2 separate regions of the Mus musculus genome follow, and region 1 is linked to region 2. A link is a loop called in an ENCODE intact Hi-C map of the cell type or tissue named here. Cell type or tissue: heart. All regions are shown on one strand. Each heading gives the region's core, and the rest is flanking DNA. Links, peaks and the distances in the headings are about the cores only. Region 1 has its middle 150 kb from the start of Gm12159. Region 2 has its middle 71 kb from the start of Gm51859.

Region 1 (11,124 bases), core at 1,392-9,391, 250 kb after region 2:
CATCAAAACTTATGTGCAAATGTTAGCTAAGATATAAAACAAAGTCAGCAGCATTTTCTCTTGTCCAAATCCACAGACTCTGAAAGGTAAAGATGGACTGCTCTGAACAAATGTTGAAGAGTATAGGATCTCCTCCATCATTAGTATTCACTAACACAGTATCTCCTCTGCCATGACTATCCTGACTCCAGCTGCCTCTCCTCATTCCTGTGGCTTGCAGCGACCATTAGAGTAAAAGCCAAACCTGAAAGTATGCTTTGGCTGATCCTGGTCCCCTATCCCTTTCCTCTCCTAGGCACAGGTTCAGCTTTTCCCTTCAATCTCTGCTCAATTCCCCTTTACCTATGGTCCCTGATGATCCAGTCTGAAACTGTACTCTGTCTCTGACCTTTTGAATCTGGCTTCCTTTTCCTTCCCAGGACTTGGAACCTTCTGGCACATGGTATATCTGCTAGTTATCTGTTTTATTTTCCCCATCAGAATGCGATGTGCAAGTGTGCAGACTCATGCCTCCATGGGTAACTCACATCTAAAATCCATCATCTACTCAGAGAGAAGTTGATGCTATGCTAGCCTAATGGATGAGCACATGGTTCTGTAAGATCGAGGTTGTTCCTCATACATGTAGGATATCTATAAAAAGAGATGGAGAGAGCTGAGATACTCTGATCTATAAAATACTTGCTGTGCAAGCATAAGTACCAGTATTCACATCCCCAGTACTCATGTAGAAATCTGGGCTTGGCAGCATCAGTCAATAATCTCAGCACTGAGAAGGCAGAGACAGAATGGTCTCCAGAGCTTACTGTGTCCAGAGAACCTAGCCAAATCATTGAGCTCTGGGTTCAATAAGAGACCATGTCTCAAAACATACGTAGGCATGTGATTAAAGAAGACACTTGGTATTAATCTCTAACTTCCACACACCCCATAGATGGATGTGCATACACAGACACACATGAACCTGTACACTCATATATGCCACGTGGAGACAGACAAGAACCTCAAATGTACTCAGTCTCTAGAACCCCAGCTTAAACCTAATATCCTGCACCCCAACTCCTCTTAGTCTTTCATTCAATCATTTATCAACAATGTTCATCAGTTTGCTAATAATGTATATGGATTCTAAATAAACTAGGGGAAAGACTAGGGAATGGGGTTGAGGGTGACTTCCATCAGATGACTGAAAGCCAAACAGAAAACGGAAATAGTCACGACAGCAGCAAGCATCCAGCCTTCCAGAGTTGTATACTGAGGAGCATACTGTCTGAGGCATAATCTGTTATATGTCTGTCCTCTTTTCAGAAGTCAACAAAATAATATCCTCCCTTTAAGAAGAAATTAACAATTACCTGTAAATATGATACAGAACTTATTACACACACACACACACACACACACACAGAGAGAGAGAGAGAGAGAGAGAGAGAGAGAGAGAGAGAGAGAGAACCCTGGGTAGCCTGTGTCCTCAGTCTCACAGCCAAGAACCTCATGATTACTGACTGGCTCAAATACAGGAAATGTGGAAATGCTGTCTACTGCACTGCTATGCTACCCTATGGCCAAAATGAAAGCTCCACTTCCCTACCTCCTGTGTATGCTCACATTAGTACGTGCTTGTGTAGACTCGTGGAATTCTCACAAGTATCTTGCAGTAGACACTTAACCTCCCATCTTGAGAGTGAGAGAGATTCAGAGAACTTGCTTTAAGTAGCTCAGGTGCTAAGAGGCCATCCTGAGATTCAGAGCCAAGGGTTAAATGCTCCCAGAACAAATCTTTCTTCTAGAGTCTTCTAATCCTGCTCCACAGAGATATGGTCATTGTCAACATTGTTCAGTGTCCCCTGCTGTTTCCCGGCTCCTGGATTTAGTAAATTTTGCTCATAGAAGAATGCTTATAATCTCTACATTCTGATGATGTATTATTATGTAGCCTTACAGAAAAGCCAGCTATACAGTTAAAAACAAACCAAGCCAGAGGAGGTGATTCAGTGAGTAAGATACTTGCTGCTGTGCAAGCAGAATATTAAGTTTGAAGTCTCAGAGCCCATGTAAAACTCTGGTGTCATAGCACATACTGGCATTCCCAGTGCTATGGCAAGGTGGAAGGTGGGAGGCAGAGACTAGGGAATGCCTGTAGGTGCACATAGCCTGGAACAACAAACAGACCCTGCCTCAAACAAGGCAGGAGGTGAAGGCAAACATCCAAGACCTGCATGTGTGTGCTATGACATGTAACTGACCACACTTACACAGAAAAATGCACACACACACACACACACACAGAGAGAGAGGGGGGGGGGAAAGAGAGAGAAACAGAGACAGAGAGAGAAACAGAGACAGAGAGACTGAGAGAAAGATAATACATACATACAAACAGGATTGGAAGGAGGTTATGGCAAGTGATTAGTGGTTAATACTGGCCTCTCCCTCACTTTGCTGGCTCCTCTGGTGGCTGGATAGGGAATGAAGAAGTCTTTCTCTTGAAGACTCCATCACTGACTTTCTAGGTGACCTGGGCAAATCATTTAATGTCACACACTTCCCTTGCTTTATCGGTAAGATGAGGCCGAAATAATACTCAGCTGCCCCACACGGGGACAAAGATTCATATAAAAGTCAGCCTCCTAAGATGAAGCGACACAGACAGGAACATGGGGGTTTTTATTACTACAGGCAGAAGTTCATGGAGGGAAATGAAAAAGGGGAGGGCCTCTAAATTTTCTGTGACAGGATTCAGCTGCCCTCGACCATCACTGCCAGGCAAAATTTTGTACTTTATCTACTTCCCCCTAAGAGAGAATAATCGGAGGGCTCAACCTGCAGTGTCTCCTCCATCCAGGCTCAGTGTTTGTTTCCCAGCATGCTCATGGAGGGATAGAAGTGAATAACAATAGCATCAGCAAGGATGTTGAAGACTACTGCCGTTGAGAACAGATCTGCAGTTTAGAAGTGCTTTTATGAATGTCGTTCATTTGAGCTCATTTCGAACCATCCATGGTTGATTGATCACTGCCTCCACTGTATCCCAAATGGGAAACTGAGGCTCAGGAGGCTGGGAAGTGGACCTAAGGGCAGTGAGGAGACTCACATCCAGCTTTGACTTTTCCTCCAGCAACTGTTCTACACATGAGGCCAGCTCACGCTGATGAGGTGTATCAGTTGTTAAACACATTAGCCCCGAAACAGTCCCTGTTGTAAAATAGTCACCTTGAGAACAGATCCTTTCCCATGTACTGTGATTACTCAGTCAAGTTTTATTTCCAAAGACTACAAGATTTTTTTTTTTCATAAAATCCCAGGACATCGTATGCCAGAACGTTCACTCAACTTTCCCTCCCCGTCACTGGGTTTGGAACTGGGAATCATGTTCTTGGTAATTTTTTCCAGCAATGAAGTTAACAGAATTCGCTGTCAGAGCCTCCTCTCCCTTTTCATTACTTTTGGATGCAAAGGAAGCATTTGAACAGGGGTGAAAGAAGAGGCCGGCCAAGCAGGCAGATGGGATGAAATTCAGGAACCTTGGAACAGCTCAGCTATCTGCAGTCCGTGCATTCTAAGCCATATGTACAGTCCATGTGAATCACGAGAAGAAATCAACAACTCCATCCATTTTTGCATGGGTCTGTCTCTCCATCCAGATGAACCGATCCTTGCAGGATAATTGGTGTCTGTAACTTGTCCCAATTTCTGCTTTCCTGAAGCATGCTTAGTTTTATTTGCTTAGGTAGTCAGAGGCTTTTCAGGAAGTTGTGGGATGCAATCACAGGATGTAATTCTATTCATGTTAATTTGGAAAGGTATCTTTATTTTTTTTTCCAGGTCTAGGATTCCTTTAGAATCTGCACATATGCTGACTCCACTGTATAAACCACTATCTTACTACTCCAAACTCAAAAAGCCAATACCTGATCACTCAACAATGTATGATGCACAGTGGTTACTTACGTCCTAGAAAAATTCTCTCTTGACCCTTGAATCATAAAAGAAAAATCTCTTGCCAGACTTGCAGGAAGCTTACTTATTTCATGCCACTACCCCATTTTTCCTTCCTTCCAATGAACACACATTGACTCTCCATTTCCCAAACCTGGTCGAGACTTGTGGGTGGAGTAGTCTAAACAGTCCACTCTGGACCCTACGTAGAGAAGGCAGCCATGCATCATAGAGTACTCTGCTGTCACTGTGTTAAAATTGTTTTGACTAAAACTGTTTTATTGTCACTAATGTGTGCATGTTTTGCTTGCATGCTCACCTGTGCATCATGCATGCATATGAAAATAAAGATACATTCGTGAATTTAGCTCTTGCCTTCTACCTTCAAGTAGATCCTAGGAACTGAACACATGCTGTCTGACCCACTAAGCTATCTCATCTGCACAAAATGTTTGTGCAAAGTTTTGTGCGATGACTGAGGAGAGGTGCAGGCAGTGATGGGGATTGAACCCAGTACCTCACAAATGTAAGGCTAGGGTTCTACCAGTGAACTATATGCCCAACACACTGTTGTTGTTGTTTTGTAAAGGAATGTGAGTTTATAGCTTTACTGGGCCTTGAAAAACATGAAACTATTCCACACCCCGAGAATGGAAGCCACATGAGGGCTGGGTTACTTGTATATCTTGCACACAGAGAGTTCCTACAAAGGCGCTTATAAGCATTCCATAAATGAAGGAAGGAAGCCCAAGATGCTTGATTGAGGAGGACCACCTGTTTCTAAGCCATGGAACACAGAATGATGCCTCTTGATTTCTGTTGCCAGACCCTGAGTTCTGAGTTCAATATCCCAAAGGTGAGTTAGAGGTCTAGGTCATTGTTTAAGGAAGGGGAGCTTGCAAAAATTTAAAAAATAAAATAAAATAAACCTCCCCTCAAAACCCAAAAAGCCTTCTAACAAACAAAACAAACAACAAAAAACAACCAGAAGAAAGGAGGGACCTAAGAGCCTAGCTTTCAGAGAGGCATGTCCAAGGCCACTGAGAGATGAGGCATGCATGATCTGGCTGGAGAGCAACTCAACTCCTGCCTCCTGCCTCCTGCCTCTTGATCCACCAGAGAGAATTGTTCATAATGTGAGCCAGGCTGCTGAGGGAGTTTTTGATTTGCAATCTACTGTTCCATGTCCCTCGGGTCTTGTACAAGAGCAGCCCAGCTGTGGGCCCAGACACATCCCAGGCCTGTCAATGGATTTCCCCAGCTGCTAATCCTAGCTTTTGAGCTCCAACAGTGGAGCTGAGGGTGTGGCAGCCACACTCTGGAATTGTTCATGCTTTGTCCAGGGAGGAGAGGAGAAGAGAGAAGCCGGGGCCTGAGAAGCATCAATTCCACCAAGAGATTCTTTGTGACATCGGAGGCTAATTAGAAATGGAGAAGTGCTTGATGAAATTGTTCACAAAGCAGGGCCTGAGGAGATGGCTCAGTCAGTAAAATCATTTGATGCACAAACATGAGGGCCTGACTTCCAGTCCCCTGTGACCCATGCAAAAGCCAACCATGGCTGGGCATATCTGTAATGCTATTCTTTGGGGAGAAGGAAACAAGAGGATCCTGGGAGATCACTGGGCACATGACTTTTTGAAACAGCAAGCTTCAGGTTCAGTGGGAGACATGTCTCAAAGAAATAAGGTAAAAAGCGATAGGATAGCAAGCTTCCTTCTCTGGCCTCCATATCCACACATACTCATACACTCATGCATTAACACATGTATGCTACACTTACATGTACACATACATACATACACACACACATACATACACATACGTACACAAGAAGAGTTTTCACACTAAGGGCATACAACTGAACACAAGAGTTCAGCAGAGGATTTTATGGTTTGGGAGATTATTATTTTTCATTGATAATATTGATCACCTTCAGCCCACACAGATTTAATTGTCTTGTCAATACACCCTCATTAATATTCTCTTTAGGGGCTTCATGGTAATATGCACATTCCTTTCCATAAATGTGTTTATGATTAATTCTAAAGAAAGAGAGGTTCTGAGAAACAATGCATTTGGGTACAAGGCTATTCTCTCTGGCCTCTACTTATCAGCCTCACTATTTATTAAAATGATAACTTGTGGGCAGAAAACCAAGCTGAGGTCTTTGGGGAGAATGGACAACTTGGGTCGTGAGGAAAGAGAAACAAGGAAAGTTAAGCCAGCAAATAGTATTTCTTGAGACCACATGGAGAAAAAGCACAAAATGGAAAGGGGGGGGGGAGGGTGTCTGTATCATGTCCAAATTTCAGTCATTGCCAAAGTTTGCAAAATATCTTTTCATTTAGAAGTGCTATGATTTAATGGCAAAGGAGGACATTTTGTTGGAACGCCCAGCGTAACAAACACTTTTCTCTCCACTTAACAGTGTTCCCCTGGCTTCGTCTCATGGAGAAAATAATAATTTGGATGTTTTGAATTATAGCAGTAATACTAAAGGCACTCTGGGCCCACCCAAATTCCCAGCACCGAACATGGCATCGGAGCACTGGAGAATGAAGCGGGGCTGTATGAAACAGCAAGCAATGGTTGGTTTGGGGACAGGGATCATAGTTGACTGTGGGCAAAGTTCTCTGCAGCCTCGCATTCTGAGCCCAGGGCTGGGGCGAGAGAAGGCTCTCCTAGCTGACAAGAGTCCTGGGGCTCTGGACTATGAACAAGTTCTGGAGAGAACGTGAGCCTGCGCATCTGGAGGTGCTGGATCCCCTCCGAGCTCTGCCACTAATGAGCCTCGTGACCTTGAGTAAATCTGCTATCTTCTGTGGCCTCTCTCTCTCTCTCTCTCTCCCTCATCCCTGCAATCACTGACACTTAGAACTGCAGAGACCCCGAGAGATCAAATGGGTGTGCGTTTCCCCTGACTGTGTTCAATCACATTCACCTTCCCTATGTTCCGCTTTTATTACCCTTCCCTTTCATAAGTCTAGCTGCCAAAAGAAAGAGTATGTAGAAACAATACGTAGAAGCTGAACGGTGATCATAAAATAAATGCAACTGAAACAAAACCTTCTTACTGAACAGGAGCCAGAGAAATGTTGGCTGCCTGGGAAGACGATAGATGCGAAAACCAAACTAGTGAGACTCGCTGAGATCTGAGCCAGTGCCAGGTCTTCTATGCAGTGCTGATTGCCACTGCTCTAGGAAGAAGCCCCCACCATCTTCCTCACTTTGGAGAGCAACTGACTGAGAGGCCGGAACATTAACTGGGATGGTTCCTGACTTTAAAAAAAGATATTTAAAGTTTGTATTGTACAGGCCAGCATGAATCTAAGACACTGTTTTTCACATAATCAGAAAGATTAAAGAAGACTTTAAAAAAATAAGAATAACACTGTTGTTACAAAGAATGTCTCATCTGATGCCATGAGTTTCTTCCACCCACCAGCATCGCCCAGTGTTCCTTAGAGTTATAGCCGAGAAGAACCATCGATCTTTGAAGAGGTGGAAAGTACACTGTTGGCCTCTGTGGTATTCAGCCCACCACGCACTTCCTCTGAGAGTTTTACTGTTTTCTCTTGTCTGCCGGAGCAATGCCTGCTGGAATTGTGAGCATTACCTCCGCATAAGCCATCCCAGGTCTCCCTCCTCGTGCCAGGGGCCAGAGGTCACCCTCTCCTAGGTACCTCATTCCTGTGGACACTTCAGGTCCAGGACTCTTATATGAGATGGCGCTACCTTTAGTCATAACCGACTTCTTGGCACAACATGTAAAACCTTTTCTAAGTGTCCCATAAATTAACACAAGATTTAAGCATACTATGAAGGAAGAGACTGTTTCTGAAGCAATGAGTTGAGGCTAGAGAAATGGGGCAGAAGAAGCAGAGCTGGTCACGAAATCATGAAGACCTGGGCTCCTATCTCCACAACCCATACAGAGCTAGATGCCATAGGGCAGCATGCGCCTGTAATCATACCATTCCTATGGGAAAATGGGGCCAAGGATCCTAGAAGTCCATGGGCCAACTAGCCTGATGTACAGTGGTGAACAGGAGACCCTGTCTCAAACAAGGCGAAGAAAGAGGACAGACACCCAAGGTTGTCCTCTGATCGCCACACTCATTGTGGCACTTACACATCCACATCTACATATACAAAGACACACACTCATGTATATGCACGTCATACAAATGGAGAAGAATAAAAACAAATAATAAAGATCCACTTATTTATCACCTTAAAGCAAGATGCTGAGTGCAAATGCTTTCTCCTCTAGCCCCTTCTGGAAGTTCTCTCATCGATGGTTATTCTGAAAATGGCTTCTGAAGGCAAGAATCTGATGAGCTTAGGTTTCTCACGATTTCTTTTCCAGGGGAATTTATCTGGAGTAAATTTAGAGGCCTCTTGTTCCTTCAGTGACTCACAAGGCATTCTCACGAGGGCACTAAAACCCTCGTGTACTTCAGTAGCCATTAACACCAGGAAGGTATTTTAAGGTGCCAGTGAGAACCAGCTCACCTGTAGGGTTCCACCTTTCATTTTCATTGGGTAACACCTTCACTTACAGTTCTTTGCCCACTTTCTCCTCCTCCGATTTCAAGTTTTCTTCTTCTTCCTCAAGAGTCAGCTAAACTGCCTTGTATCCTGACCACCATTAAGTATTATAGGCCATGTCTTTAAAGCAATGGGCAGTGGTACACATAACTTCCTCAATTCTAAAGTGGGTGGTATTTTAAAAGTAACAAGAGCCACAAAAGCAGAATTTACACATTCAGATATTCTTTTGTAGAGGATCACCTCTGGTTCTGTCTGACTTTTATAAGTTCTTCCTTGGAGCTAGGTAGGTGGTGGACACCTCCAATCCCAGCACTTGAAAGGCTGGGACAGACGAAACCCTGGTATCTGTCAAGCCTGATTACCTAGCTAGACACTGCTGGCTAGATCGGCTTTGTCTATTGTTGTTTGACTTCTGCTTACAGATCTAGAGAAACAAGAGAAGGCGCCGCCTAGTGAGCTGCTTACAGAGCTTTCTAGTTCTGTCTTGGATTCGCCCCACCCCAAGAAGGCCTTTCCTGTGGTTAAATCGAAATCTCTCACTCTCTCACTTCCAAGGGCCATTTCCACTTCCACTCAATCGTGTGTCCTTAGCATGAACTGGTTTCTCTTCAAAAGGAACGCTTCTCTCCCACGGAATGTAACATGCTTTCTCAGGGCTCCCTCTCCTAACAATCAACCCTCCAAATCTCCAAGCATCATGAGAACCATATCTCTGGCGATGCTGGAAGAATTATGCATAACACAGGCTTCTGGTGCTGGGGAAGTAGGTTAGTGGTTAAAGTGCTTGGTAAGTGAATTAGAGAACCAGTGTTCATGTCCCCAGAATCCAAGTCAATTGTTACGTAAGTATGGTGGCTCACTTGCAATTCAAGTCTCAAACAATCTGTGGAATATGCTAGTGAGACTACGTGTGTCAGTGACTCCCGGTTTGATTGAGAGACCCTTTATCAATTCATATGGCAGAAGAATGATCTAGAAATGATTCTCAACATCTGACCTCCGCATGCATATGCATGCACACTAACACACATGTGTACCCACACACATGCAAAACCGTGAGTATCCATAGATACAGACAGCACACATACAAACATACACACACATCCATGTATACATACACCTGTGTGCACACATATACACATGCTCACACATGATAAGTGAAAAAAGAAAAGAATATTCAGGTTTCTGAGGCATTCTCTCTGGTCTCAAATGTGGACTCTTCAATGTGGTAAGATCGCTGAGCCTCAGTGTCCTCATCTGTAAATTGGGTATGTTTATAACAAAAGTCCCTCAAGCATCTCCTGAGGACACTACATCAAACGAGAGATATAACATTTATGAAGCCAGTATTTGGTTAGTATTCAAACATGTGCAAAATTAAGGTTGCAAGGGGAAGAGACAGCTCATGTGGAACCAACAGATTCCCAGACCAAATCGCCTCTGTTGAGGAAGCCTCACTGGAATTAGTTTAAGAGAGGACTAGTCTCCTGTTCCCTAATGGCTCCTCTTGGGCTGTGGTCTTTAGCTCTTCAGAGAACATACATGTACATAAATTGCCACCAAGCCTATAATTTCACATATTATATGTTAAAAATAAATTTCCTGGAAGTACAAACACAGCCATGTAGTCATCCTTCTCACACTCTCTGTAGACTATTTGGCCCAACAGTTTTACACATAAAGGTAAGTTTAAGCCTTGATCCATTAGCCACCCTTCTTAGCCCTGCGTCATCTTTCCATGGGATGATTGACACTTTTTCCTTCATAAGGATCCCTGATAACAATTAAAACATGTTCAAGGCCAAGGACAGAGCCCTGTGGTACTATTAACAGTTTTCGGGCAGCAGGCCAACTCTATCATTTCACGGATGAGATGTGGACCATTCCGAAGCGTTAGATGACAGCCTGCCACCATAGAATGTAACCAGCTAACTGCTCTTCAAAGCTGCTCCAGGACATTGGTTCCTTTCCTGGCTTCCTGTAGCAGTGGCTTTGTGTGGCTAAGGAAGTTTATAAAAATGAGAATGCTCTGTTTACATCTTTGAGGCTTACACTGTGCAATAGCATATCAGTAATTCTAGCCAGTCCTGTAGCTGAGAACTCACTAAACTTATTTAACTCACTATTTCTCCCAAGTATCTAATCACAAAATTCTGGGTCCTGTTGATTCTCATGAAACCATGTTTAACATCGCAGAGAACATCTCCATGGTCAATCAAACACATGGAACATGAAACTGGTGCCTCCCACCTAGTGTGAGAATGAAATCCAAGAGCCTAAAGGTTCAGAAAATGTTCAGACTTCTACAGGAAGAATAAGTTATTCAGGATTGTTGTGAAGGAAGAGATTAAGAAATGGGAGAGTTTAGCAAAATCAAAAGAGAGAAATCAACAAGCAGATCTCCATACCTCTCAAAGTAACAGCAAAGGGAGGCACCTAGAGCCTACCACTCCCTACTTTCTAGACACATTTCACCTGTGTTTTAAAAATTATTTATTTGGTGTGTGTGTGTGTGTGTGTGTGTGTGTGTGTGTGTGTGTGTGTGTGTGTGGCTATGCTCACATGGAAGCCAGATGATAACCTCTGTGGTCCTCAGATTCCATCACCTTCATTTCGAGAAACCAGGAT
Region 2 (11,124 bases), core at 2,079-10,078:
CCCCACCAAAGGTAGAAATTTCACATTCTGTAGCAAGAACAAAAGTTTTGAGTCCTGGAATTAACCCTCAGCCTGCTCACTATGAGCTTTCTGGAGGAAACTTCTAGTGCTGGGAATGATACTCTAAAGAAAATTTCATGCTCTACAAAGATGCAGGTGAACTGTCAATAAAATGGAAGGTGCCCTACTACACATGATTCATTCAATAACATGGATTGCTCCATGAAAGTCAGAAGGGATAAATGGAAATCAAGCTATTTCCGGGCCCTTATAGAAAGGTTTTACTTATGAGATACATTTTTATGGGAGCCTCTTTTGTGTTAAGTTCATAGACATGGCTAACGTTTTGACATGACATTGTCTTGTACGCAGTTCACACTCTGAATTTTACACACCCACACCCACACATCAGTACAAAAATAATCTCATATTTTAAGGAAGTTTTTGATTTTGTGAAGGGTAGCAATTTTGCTATTCTGGGGGCGGGCATGTGGCCCTCCATGAACCATAGATTAGACACCTCTTCAAGCTGAGAGCTAGGGATATGATGATATCATGTTGACTCACACATCTCTCTCACAGCTGCCTAGGGGAGACACAGCAATGACTCAAAGAGTCACAGCACACACTGTAACAAATGCCACTGGATCCCAACATGTCTGAGTGAATCTGTGGCACCAAGTCTACACAGACTCCACTAGCAAGCTCAATAGCCAAACTTAATGAAGCAGCAATCAAATGTCTTGCTTATATCCTCCAATGGCTATTAAAAAGAACCCAATTCTGCTTCAATACCGATTAGTGCTAATAATTAATACTGATAATTAATTCTTTGTTATTGGTCCCCTTGCTCCCCATCTTTGTTTCTTTATTCCACGTGGCGAAAGCCCTCTTTCTGTTCTTCAGGTGTTTTTATTGCTAACTTCTTCCTTCTTCACTCTTATTCACTGCTTGGTTCTTCATGACATCCCTTCTGGCAGCAAAGCTCCTTCCCCTTTAGCAGAGAAGGGAAAGGGGGAGACATTGTGCTAATCAAACATGATCTCCTGTGGCAGGACAACAGAGGGAAACAGACTCTTAATATTCAACTTTTAATAACATTTGACTTATTCTTTCTGTCTGTATTTACTTATCTATTAGCTTTATTATTTTCTTTAATTTTTTTCCTAGATCTTGATGGCTATTCTTCTTCTCTCTGGTCCAGTGATCTTGTTATTAAAGCATTCTTCTAATAGTAATTTAGCATAAATGTCTTATAGTTATTAAGCAAATTCAACTACATTGAACATCAAATACCCAAGGCTGGTAAAAATTACTTTCCAAATTATCCTTTATATACTAGCAAAATATTGTGGGTGGATGGAGGGACCAGAGAAATAGTTTTTTTGTTTTGTTTGTTTGTTTTCCTGTTTGCTTTCTAAAGGGTGAGAGAAAGAAGGTATGGAAATGGTGTGGAAATGGATGATCGGGGTAATAAGGAGGAGGATTTGGAAGAGACAAGGAAGCAGGAACCATGGCAAGAATATATTGAAATATATATATATATATATATATATATATATATATATATATATATATATATATATATGTATGGCTGCAGAGTCTATATAAACACACACTCACACACACACACACACACACACACACACACACACACACACATAGACATACATGGAGAATACCATAGGGTATTGAATAACCAATTAGAGTGTTCTTCCCTGGGGAAGATTGTTTTTCCAACTCTTACCATTCTTTAGTTGCTTGTCACTCTTTGTATAGGAGTGGGACTTCTCCCGTGTATGTTAGCATGTTGTCCTAGTTCAGCACATGTTTAGACAGTCATGTAGGTAAGACATTATGGGTATAGCTTCTGACATTCTTAGGAGACACAATCTCACACACAGCAAACTCTATGATCCTCTGGCTCTTAACATTTTTCTGTCTTCTCCAAAATGGTCCCTGAACCTTAGGTGCAGGAGTGGTATTATAGATGTATCCTTTGGGACTGGACTCTGTAGTGTGCAGTTTGATTGGTTGTAGATTTCTGGAATGGTCTCCATCTGTTGAGAAGAGAACTTTCTTTGATGTGGAGTACCAATTGCAGTTGTGGATTTAATGACAAATATTTAGGATATAGTTAGGGATTATGCTGGTTTAATAAAGTAGGCGTTGTAGGTTCTCCACTAAGATCCGTGGCTTTACCAGCCTAGGGTAAATTGATTAGTATTCCAGTACCAGGCATATCCTTCATGTTGAGTGGGTACTGAGTCCAATTAGAGAGTTGTTGGTTACCACCAAGGCATGTGCACCACTGTTGCACACGCTGAGTTAACACGCCATTCTAGCTGTGGTGGTTTACGGGCATCATAGCTGGGTAGAACTGTTGTTTGCATCATTTTGGAAGCTTGCATGGCACTTTCTGGTACCATGAAAGCTCGTCCCCAGAGAGGGAGCTTTCAAGCTCAAGGGCCTCTGGTTCTGTACCTGAATTGCATTGCATCTTCAAAAATAGGGACTTATGTTCTACCTCTGAAAGGGCAATCAAGGACAACAGTAACAACCTATAATGTTTTGAGGGTCTCTTGACCAACAACTCAAAAGAAGGCTTTTTTTTTTTTAAACCTGCTATTGGGATTTTTGTTAGTTTGTCTTTGGCTCTTGGAGAAAGCATTAGCATCCCAGAGATCAAAAATTATTTAAACTATATATTCTCATTTATGCATAAAATGGTGTATTACACGTATTTTTAGACAGTCAATGATTCTTAACTTTTTTCCAGCCACCCTTACTGGAAGTGCCCCCTTCTCCTTCTGTACTTATCTTTTCCTGCATCTCTAATTAAAGTTCCCTGTTTTTCCAATTGTCCTCTTCAGGTCACTATACTCTTTTATTCTCCTTTTCTGTTGTACCTCCTGGGGGTGGCAATGGTTCCTCTTCAGTTTCTTAGTTTTTCGCACCATGATCTCTTTCTCTATATGTTTGTTGTTGTGTGTAGAGAGGCTATTCATGTGTGTATGTTGATTCTGTGCTCTCTCACACTGTTGGCTTTGTTTAGCATTTCTAGAAGTGTCCTTAGTAGAATTTTGGGGATCACTAATGTATAATATGTCATCTATAAGTAGGGAGAGTTTGATGACTTCTTTTCCTATTTGCAACCCTTTAACTTTCTTTTGCCTTATTGCTCCAACTAGTGCCTCCAGTACATTATTGAAAAGGAGTGGGGAGGGTGGCCATCTCTGTCTCATCTCTGACGTCAGTAGAATTGCTTCAAGCTTTTCTCCATTTAGGATGACGTTGGCTGTAGATTCCTCATATGTTGCTTTTATTATGTTGAAGTGTGTTCTCCTGCTTCTATCTTTTTAAAAATAGTTTAAGAAAGACTGGCTATAAATCTTTGAAAATCTAATAAAATTCTGTTGTGGATCCATCTTGGCCTGGACAGTTTTAATTGGAAGGCTTTTCATTATTAGTTTAATAACCTTCTTTGTTATGGGTCTTTTTAGGTTTTTCTTTTTACTTTTTCTTTTGTTTAACTTTTGGTGGTTTGGCAGAATCTAGAAAGTCATCCATTTCTTTTGGGCTTTGTCTTTCCTGGGAATCACTCTGGCATCTATTCTCCTTTATTTTTTTCTCCTTAATTTCATTGAGCTGTTTCTTTGCGTCTTATTCAAGCTCTTTGAATTCTTCGATAAAATTTATAATTATTCTTTTAAATTATATGATCTCAGGTTCATCTTGGCAACTCTCAGCAAACATTTCTACATGTTTTACAGTACAAATATTACCTTAATCTTTAATCTTTTTATTTTTTTATGAGATCTCAGGATGTGGAGTTCTTAGTTCTGCATCTGATATGAGCAGAGCATGCTATGACAGAAGAGAGGATGTGCTGGTATTGGAGGTTGAAAATGTCTTAGGTGGAAGTAAGTAATATGGACAGAGGGGAAGAAGTTGGTGTGTAGGATGTGCGTCCTAGTCTAAGCCTGGAGTGTGGGAATACATCTTGCTGGATAGCTAGGTAGATTGTGGCATGGGAGAAGCCTGTGGGTTGTGGGGGCAGGCAGGTGTGTTTTAGAAGAAGCTTAGAGGTTGGCTGAGACACAGGCAGAGGTGGACAGACTAGATCAGGGCACTAGATATGGAACCCAGGCTAGATCTGGCAAGTTGGGGTGGGGTGGGGTGGTACATGGAAGGGAGGGGCAGACAGACTCATTGGGAAAGACCCTAGAGAAGGATGTACAGGATCTAGCTAAGTGGAGAAGTTGACCTGTTCTTTAAGAGCAAAAAGAGAAAGTCATGAGCATGACCTCTTCTTGTCACATATGAGAAAAGATATGAAGAAAACACGGCAAATTAAAAGAGCAAAGTTAGCCGCCAAGTGACTTTAGAAACGGTTTATCCAAATAGATGGGCCGATAATATTCACTATGAAAGTATGCATGTTCAGTTCTCATTGGGGCCATCTGGTAAAGGTTCAGTGACTTCAGATGAAAAGGAAGTACTCACATCACCATATAAACCCACAAAGTCCCCATTGGAACTTGAAGGCTTAAACACACACACACACACACACACATATACACACATCTTTATGTATATACTGTATTAAATATAGATATATACACATTCTAATGTTGGCTTTAACAAGAAATCACTCAAATTCTTAACCTTTAGTTATTTAAAAGAAACTGATGGTATTTGTGTTCAAAAATGTGCAGGATGATGTTAAACGATTCACAAATAAGCTCATTACCCAGCACACATTAGTCATCTTGACCATATTAGACATTGTATATGTATAAAGCATCACATATATAATGGATGTTAAATTAAATTATTTCCTGTTTCTTGCTATTATAATCTACCAGCATAATAAACATCTTAAATTAAAGACACTGAACTTGCAAGTCCTTTCTGCTTCATAAAGCCCAAAGGAAAACCATCCTTGGAGACCATTGGACCATCCCTAAGTCTCAGTTTTTACTTAACAAGAGAAAACTTCACAACATTGTCTAGCTAGATTTCCAAAGGTAAACTATGGCTGACACTCATCAGAAGCAAAAGCAAACAGTTCTTCCCACTACATCTCCAGACCACTTTCCTATCTTATTATATCACTATACTGCTTAGCGTCAATGAGGATACCAGGCTATCAAAGTCAGGAAATGAAGGGACTCATTTAGAAACTGGCACATGCTGGGGGTGCTGACTCGGGCCATACGTTTATCGTTTATCGAGTGAGGACTCATTACTCCTGCCAAAGGTAGAAAGAAGAATTGGGTGAGAATCAAACAACTCAGGAATACAAGGAGAAGAAGAAACAGACTTTGTTTTTGTTTTTGCTTTTGATAAATGGCCCTTAGAGTATAATCCTACTAGCACTATCCTAGTTGGAAAAAAATACCAATATTGCAGGATTCAGTGAAATTATTTTAGAGTAAATTTAGATGTGATTAATACATTTATGAGATGGCCAGGATGAAGCAGATGAGGGGACCCATAGTTTGCATTCCAGGTGAAAAAAATTCTTGAAATAACCTACCATTTATTTATCAACTGACTCATCCAAATAGTTTAGTGAATAGAGTAATCCTAGGAGCTCGTTGTCATGGAGGAAGAGATAATCAGGAACTAAAGGAAATAAATAAATATACATCAACTCCATGTTGTGAAGAGCCTGGTGAGAGAAAGTGCCAAGACATCTCACACACACACACACACACACACACACACACACACACACACACGTAAAAATAACTTTTATTGTCTTGTAGTAATTGCCACATCAAAGGCTTACTGTTTCATTTTGCTAGCCTAGGCCTAGTTATGGACGTTCCTAGCCTCTGTACAATGTTATCTAGGCCTAGAATGTTTTCAGCCTCTGAGATTTGCTACTGAATAAGCTCACCCCTTCCTAGCTCTTTCTGGCTTCTGGATGACTGGTCAACAAAGCTGTTCTGGCTCAAACTTCTCTACAAGCTGACTGATTCAATCTGGTTGCGTTCTTGGCCTCTGACTTTTTTCTCTGCTTGGCCTCTAACTCTGGACATCTGTTCTAATCTGGCTCCATCTCATTCTTTGGCGTATTCTGTTTTCACCTGTGTCTATCTTGTTCTCTCTTCAACCTGTTTCTGTAAAACTCTCCTAGTAAAGATGCCTCCTTCTTCTGCACCACACTCTCTTAATCAGCTTCCTTTCCCCTCTCTTCTTGTGAGAATTGGGCAGATCCTATTCTGTCAAATCTTTCTTTGATTCATCACTCTGTCTGACACCCAATTAGATATCATTTTTTTAAACATGGCTGCTTCCTTCTAAAAACTAATTTTACCTTCACTATTTGGAATTAAAGGTATAAACTAAGGGTGTGTCTGTATTCTAGCCAGAGGGATTAAAGGTGTATGCCAAGGGCTGAGTCACATCACAACTAGAAACAGGTGCTTTTCAGTAAATAACACAATCTCAGGGCTCATAGTGTGATGAAAAAAAGTGTGTGTGTGTGTATGTATGCATGTATTCATGTGTGGAGAGCATGATTCCCCACCCAGTGGTAAGTACTAAATGATAGTAAGAGGTGACTGAATTGTAAGATATTCATGGGTGGGTTGACCTATTTTTAAATTTGTAGCTGAATGTGTTCGGGAGCTCCCAGGCCTAGAGGGAGACTGTAGGCCACTAAATTTACCTTTGAAGGATGTCTTTTGCCCCAGAACCTTCTCCATGCTTCTTGGCTGCTCTGAGATGGACAGCCTTTCTCTACCACAGACTCTCTGCTATGATGCTCTGCTTTGTCTCATGTCAATAGTTACCAGGCCAAGAAACCACTGAAACCTTCATAATCATGAGCCAATTTTTTTTCCTCCAAAGTTTTCACCTCAGACATTTTGCTGCAGTGGCAGACAGCTGTGTTAGGGTTGGCTAGATGGCTTGAGATCATCTCTGGAGCTTAGGGGATACTATGCAAGCACAGAGGCCAGAGTCCGATCTTTGACATTTGTCTTACATCTTATGTTCAAGGAATGACCCATGGGTAAAGCAACTTCCAGGAAGCTTCTTGAAACACCTACACATGGAGCAGATCCAAACCTATAGTCCAGGAGATGAACTCTTTACGTCTTTTGTCTAAAACAGTTACCCAGCCACCCTTGCTGATCTGCTATTTCTCAGACCTCATACCCTGCAGATTAACTAACACTCAATGTTGTAGTAAGCCACTGTGCTATGGGATGCTTTTATAAAGCAAGAGCCATTTAGATGAGCAAAGAAAACTACAACTAGGTCCACTTGGAAAAAAATGTAGAAAGGCATTTTAAAGATTCATTTATTTTTATTTTAGGTGTATAACTGTTGCCTGCATATAATGCACACCACAAGACACCTTGATGTCCAAGAAGGCCACAAGAGAGTGTCAGATCCACCTTGAACTGGAATTACAGGTGGCTGTGAGTCACTACGGGGCAGGGATCATCTATGAAAGCAGCAAGTGTTCTTAACGAATAAGCCATCTCTTCCGCCCTTGTATGAAACGTTTTGCTTTAAAATCGAGTGGTAGCGGATAGAGAAATCACAATAGAGTGTTAGGAAACTGTGGTATGTATTATGAATTGGAGATGATATGTTTTATCACATGTTGCTGCTGGCATATATAAAAGCAAACATGTATCTGAAGAACGGGAGGCTATTTGGAAATGGCATGTCACAAGGCTTTGGAGCTTGCAAGATAACCCAGGTAGTATAATGCTTGCCTTGTAAGCACAACAGAGTTTGATCTTCAGAGCCCACATGAGAAAACACAGTGTAATGAAGCTTACTTGTAATCAAATGCTAAGGAGGCAGAGAGAGGAGGATCACTGGGCTTATAGCCCAGGCTACTTAGAAGGTTTAGAGCCAATGAGAGACTATTTTAAGGGAAAAAAGTGAATGGCAATTGTGGAATGACATGAGGTGGGCTTCCATATGGATGTTTATATACTTATTGGTACACATATGTGCTCAAACACAGTCATAAAAGTTTTAAAATCACCATTGTGTCTAGAGAAAAGAGGTTTCTTCCTTCCTTCCTTCCTTCCTTCCTTCCTTTCTTTCTTTCTTTCTTTCTTTCTTTTTTTCTTAAGAACCATACTATGTTTTTTAACATATAGAATGCCCACAAGTTGGAAACCATACCCGAAACAGTGACCAGGATCAAGGACCAGTGGATTGTCAGATAGGTCACAGGCCCTAGGGAGACCCCCTCCCCCGTGGTTATTTTTGCCAAATGAGCACAGTGTTAAACTGTCTCCTAATAACATAGAATGATATCCATAGGTCAAGGCAGATACCCGACATGTTTTCTGAGAGCTGTATTGAAAAATATGAGACCATCCTGGCCTAGAAAAGAGTGGGAGTACTGGAGATGTAGAAACGAAATCAGAATGATTCCAATTTCTGTCCGTGCAAAAGAGGACGAGACAGTTGCTCATCTGTCGAGTCTGCTGAATCCTTCCTCTGCCCCTGCAGATGTAATAAGGGGACAGCATAAAGAGACACAAGACCCCCAGAGGAATGAGCCAGGAGTTGTGTAATATCCTTATCTAAGGACCCACTTTACGAAAACAGTTGCTCATTGAGCACCAATCCAAGGAAGACTTCTTAAGTATATATTGCTGCTAAGGCTATCAATATAGGTCAAGTTAATGATTACTAATGTGATAAGGATTGATGGGGTCTCCTCAGCTGTAAGGAGTAACATCCAAGAAGTACCTAATGATTTTTCTGGACACTTTGTACCTAAATTTCCTTCTATATTTTGGGTCTCTCAAGACAAAAATAATTTCCTTCACCTTTGCAGTAAGATGTGATGGGTGGTGGAGAGGCGTGGTGGGAAAAACTCAGACTTGTTTTTTTCCTTCAAGGAAGCATCATCTAGCTAGAGAGGCAGACACAACTTTGGTCATGCATGGGACTCTGGAAGGCAGGGAGCCAAAAGGACAATGAGCTAAAGACCTACCCGGGTGTGGAGGAACAGTAGGGGCTCCCTCAAAGGGAAAAAATGGAGTTCCAGCTGATACTGGAAAGATGCATTGGGTGAAGAGAATATTCCAGAGGATGAGTATCACATATCAAGGACCCGTATGACAGAATATCTGAGCCAGCAGTAAAAGATGAGGTCAGCTGGCCGGCACAACTCAAACCCCCAGTCAGCCTTCTGTAGACTGGGGGTGGTGAGTGTTTGCTTGCTGGCTTTTAAATTTTTTTGTTAGCAGACAAATAAATGGGTTCTATTATGACATTTAAACACACACACACACACACAAGCACACACACATTCATTGCTCATATTTATTCTTCTCACTACTCTCTCTCTCTTTCTCTCTCTCTCATCTCTTCTCCCAGTAGCTAGGGATTTTTATTTAAAGATTATAAAGAATCCATTGAAAAGTGGATCAAGAATTGTATGACCAATTTCCAAGAGTCCCAGGCAGACACTATTAGCTGATACCAGGGCACTGGGAAGGTGGATCTCGAAGCCTTACTCCTCCAACAACCACCACATCAGAGTGTGCTTTGCATATGATGTCTGGGATCCCACGTGTCATTTGTAACAATTTGTAACACCTTCACCTTTCCACGAAACAAATTATGTCTTAAATAATATCATTTAGATCATACATAGTTTGACATTTATTTTATTTCAGCCATCATTTTTGGTCAAGTAGAGCCCTGACAGACACAGCAGGTGAACCTTAATGGCTTAGGGGATAAATAGAAAGCTAACAGGATCATACCCATTAGCTAATGGATCACTAAGCAGTGGGGACTAGTTCTACCCCAGTGCACTTAGCCCAGGGATGCCAGGAAGTTTAAACACAACAAGCAAACACTCTAGCTTGTACCTCACAGGCCCAGGGGATGGGAGCTGAAACTCAAATATGGCTTCTCTGATAGACAGGTGAGTGAATGTGGCTATCATTATGTAATCACACACCTTAGGATTTATTTATTATTGACTACAAAGCATGCTCTAGAAATATAGTGGAGGCATTTGACCTGCTAGGTCAGTGCGTTTGTTGGTGATAACCTGGCAGACAGAGGGATCCTAATGGAAGATCCAATCAAGTACCCTGTTTTGCTCACTCTATTTGTGTCTCGGTGACTCATGGGAAAATATATGGGCCTGACATTTTTGTTCTGTAGAATGCTTCACAGTGTGGTAAATTAGCCAGCCACTCTATGTGTTATGCTGGGACCTTTTTTTCCACTGTTTTCTTTTTTAAATCAGTTGTTTCAGATATATGTGTCTCATTAGCATCTGGGTACTGCAATCACTTTTTAAAATCTCAAATCTTATGGTTTTATTGAGCTATTAAAGAGCTTGATTTATGGATGATATGGCCAGTAAAAGAACCTAAAGCCATTGGATAAAACCTACAGATGGATAGAAGGAAAACACCTACAAAGAAGCCCCAGAAACACATAGAGAAGAGATGCCACTGAGAACCAGTGCCAAGACAAGCTGCTCTGCCTGAAACTCAAGTTCATCTCCTGATTCATGCTGTGACTATAATCTACTGTCTTTACTCTATAACTCCTTGACCTCTGACACCATAAGGATATGCCCACTGTTGTCCACACAGAATTCCCTGGAAGCATCACAAGAAAGTGTTAGACAGTAGCAAAAGCCAGGATTCTTGCCAGCACTCATCTGCCTGTCTGCCTGTCTAGCATCTATATCTATTATTTATCACTATAACTATCATCAAGTTATACTCTATCAACTATTTATCTATCATGTCTATCTCTCTACCTATCATCTATATTTAACTACATCTATCATCTATTCCTATATCTATTGTCTATCAACTACTCATCATCTATCATGTATCAACCCAAATCTAATTTTTCAATCATCTTTCCATCTCTAGCATCTATCCTGTATCAATTCACTTATCCTTCATCTACTATCTATCTCTCATCTTTCATTCGTCTACCTACCTGTCAATTTACTTGTCTATTTCCATATCTACATGTCTATCTACCTATCTACCCACCTACCTTCCGATCCATCTATCTACCAGTCATCTGTGTCCCTATATATTCATGATCTCTGAGCAGGCTTAAACTTTAAAAATACAGTATATATAAATT

Evidence for each region. A loop is a pair of places that touch in the nucleus more often than their neighbours do. Peaks named below come from ENCODE experiments on the same cell type or tissue, not always from the same donor. Only the 100,000 strongest peaks of a DNase experiment are listed, where the experiment ranks them.
Region 1: it touches region 2 in a loop (2.3-fold over the local background); 2 of 42 quality-filtered maps call a loop at or near these places.

What each region holds. Positions count from the first base shown.
Region 1 is chr11:45,259,007-45,270,130 of GRCm38, forward strand. No RefSeq gene overlaps it. Among named protein-coding and RNA genes, the nearest start is that of Gm12159, 150 kb to the left of the region's middle. In heart, for the core only: no CTCF peak of the experiment used is centred there; DNase peaks (open chromatin) are centred at 5,135 and 6,535.
Region 2 is chr11:45,011,697-45,022,820 of GRCm38, forward strand. No RefSeq gene overlaps it. Among named protein-coding and RNA genes, the nearest start is that of Gm51859, 71 kb to the right of the region's middle. In heart, for the core only: no CTCF peak of the experiment used is centred there; a DNase peak (open chromatin) is centred at 6,025.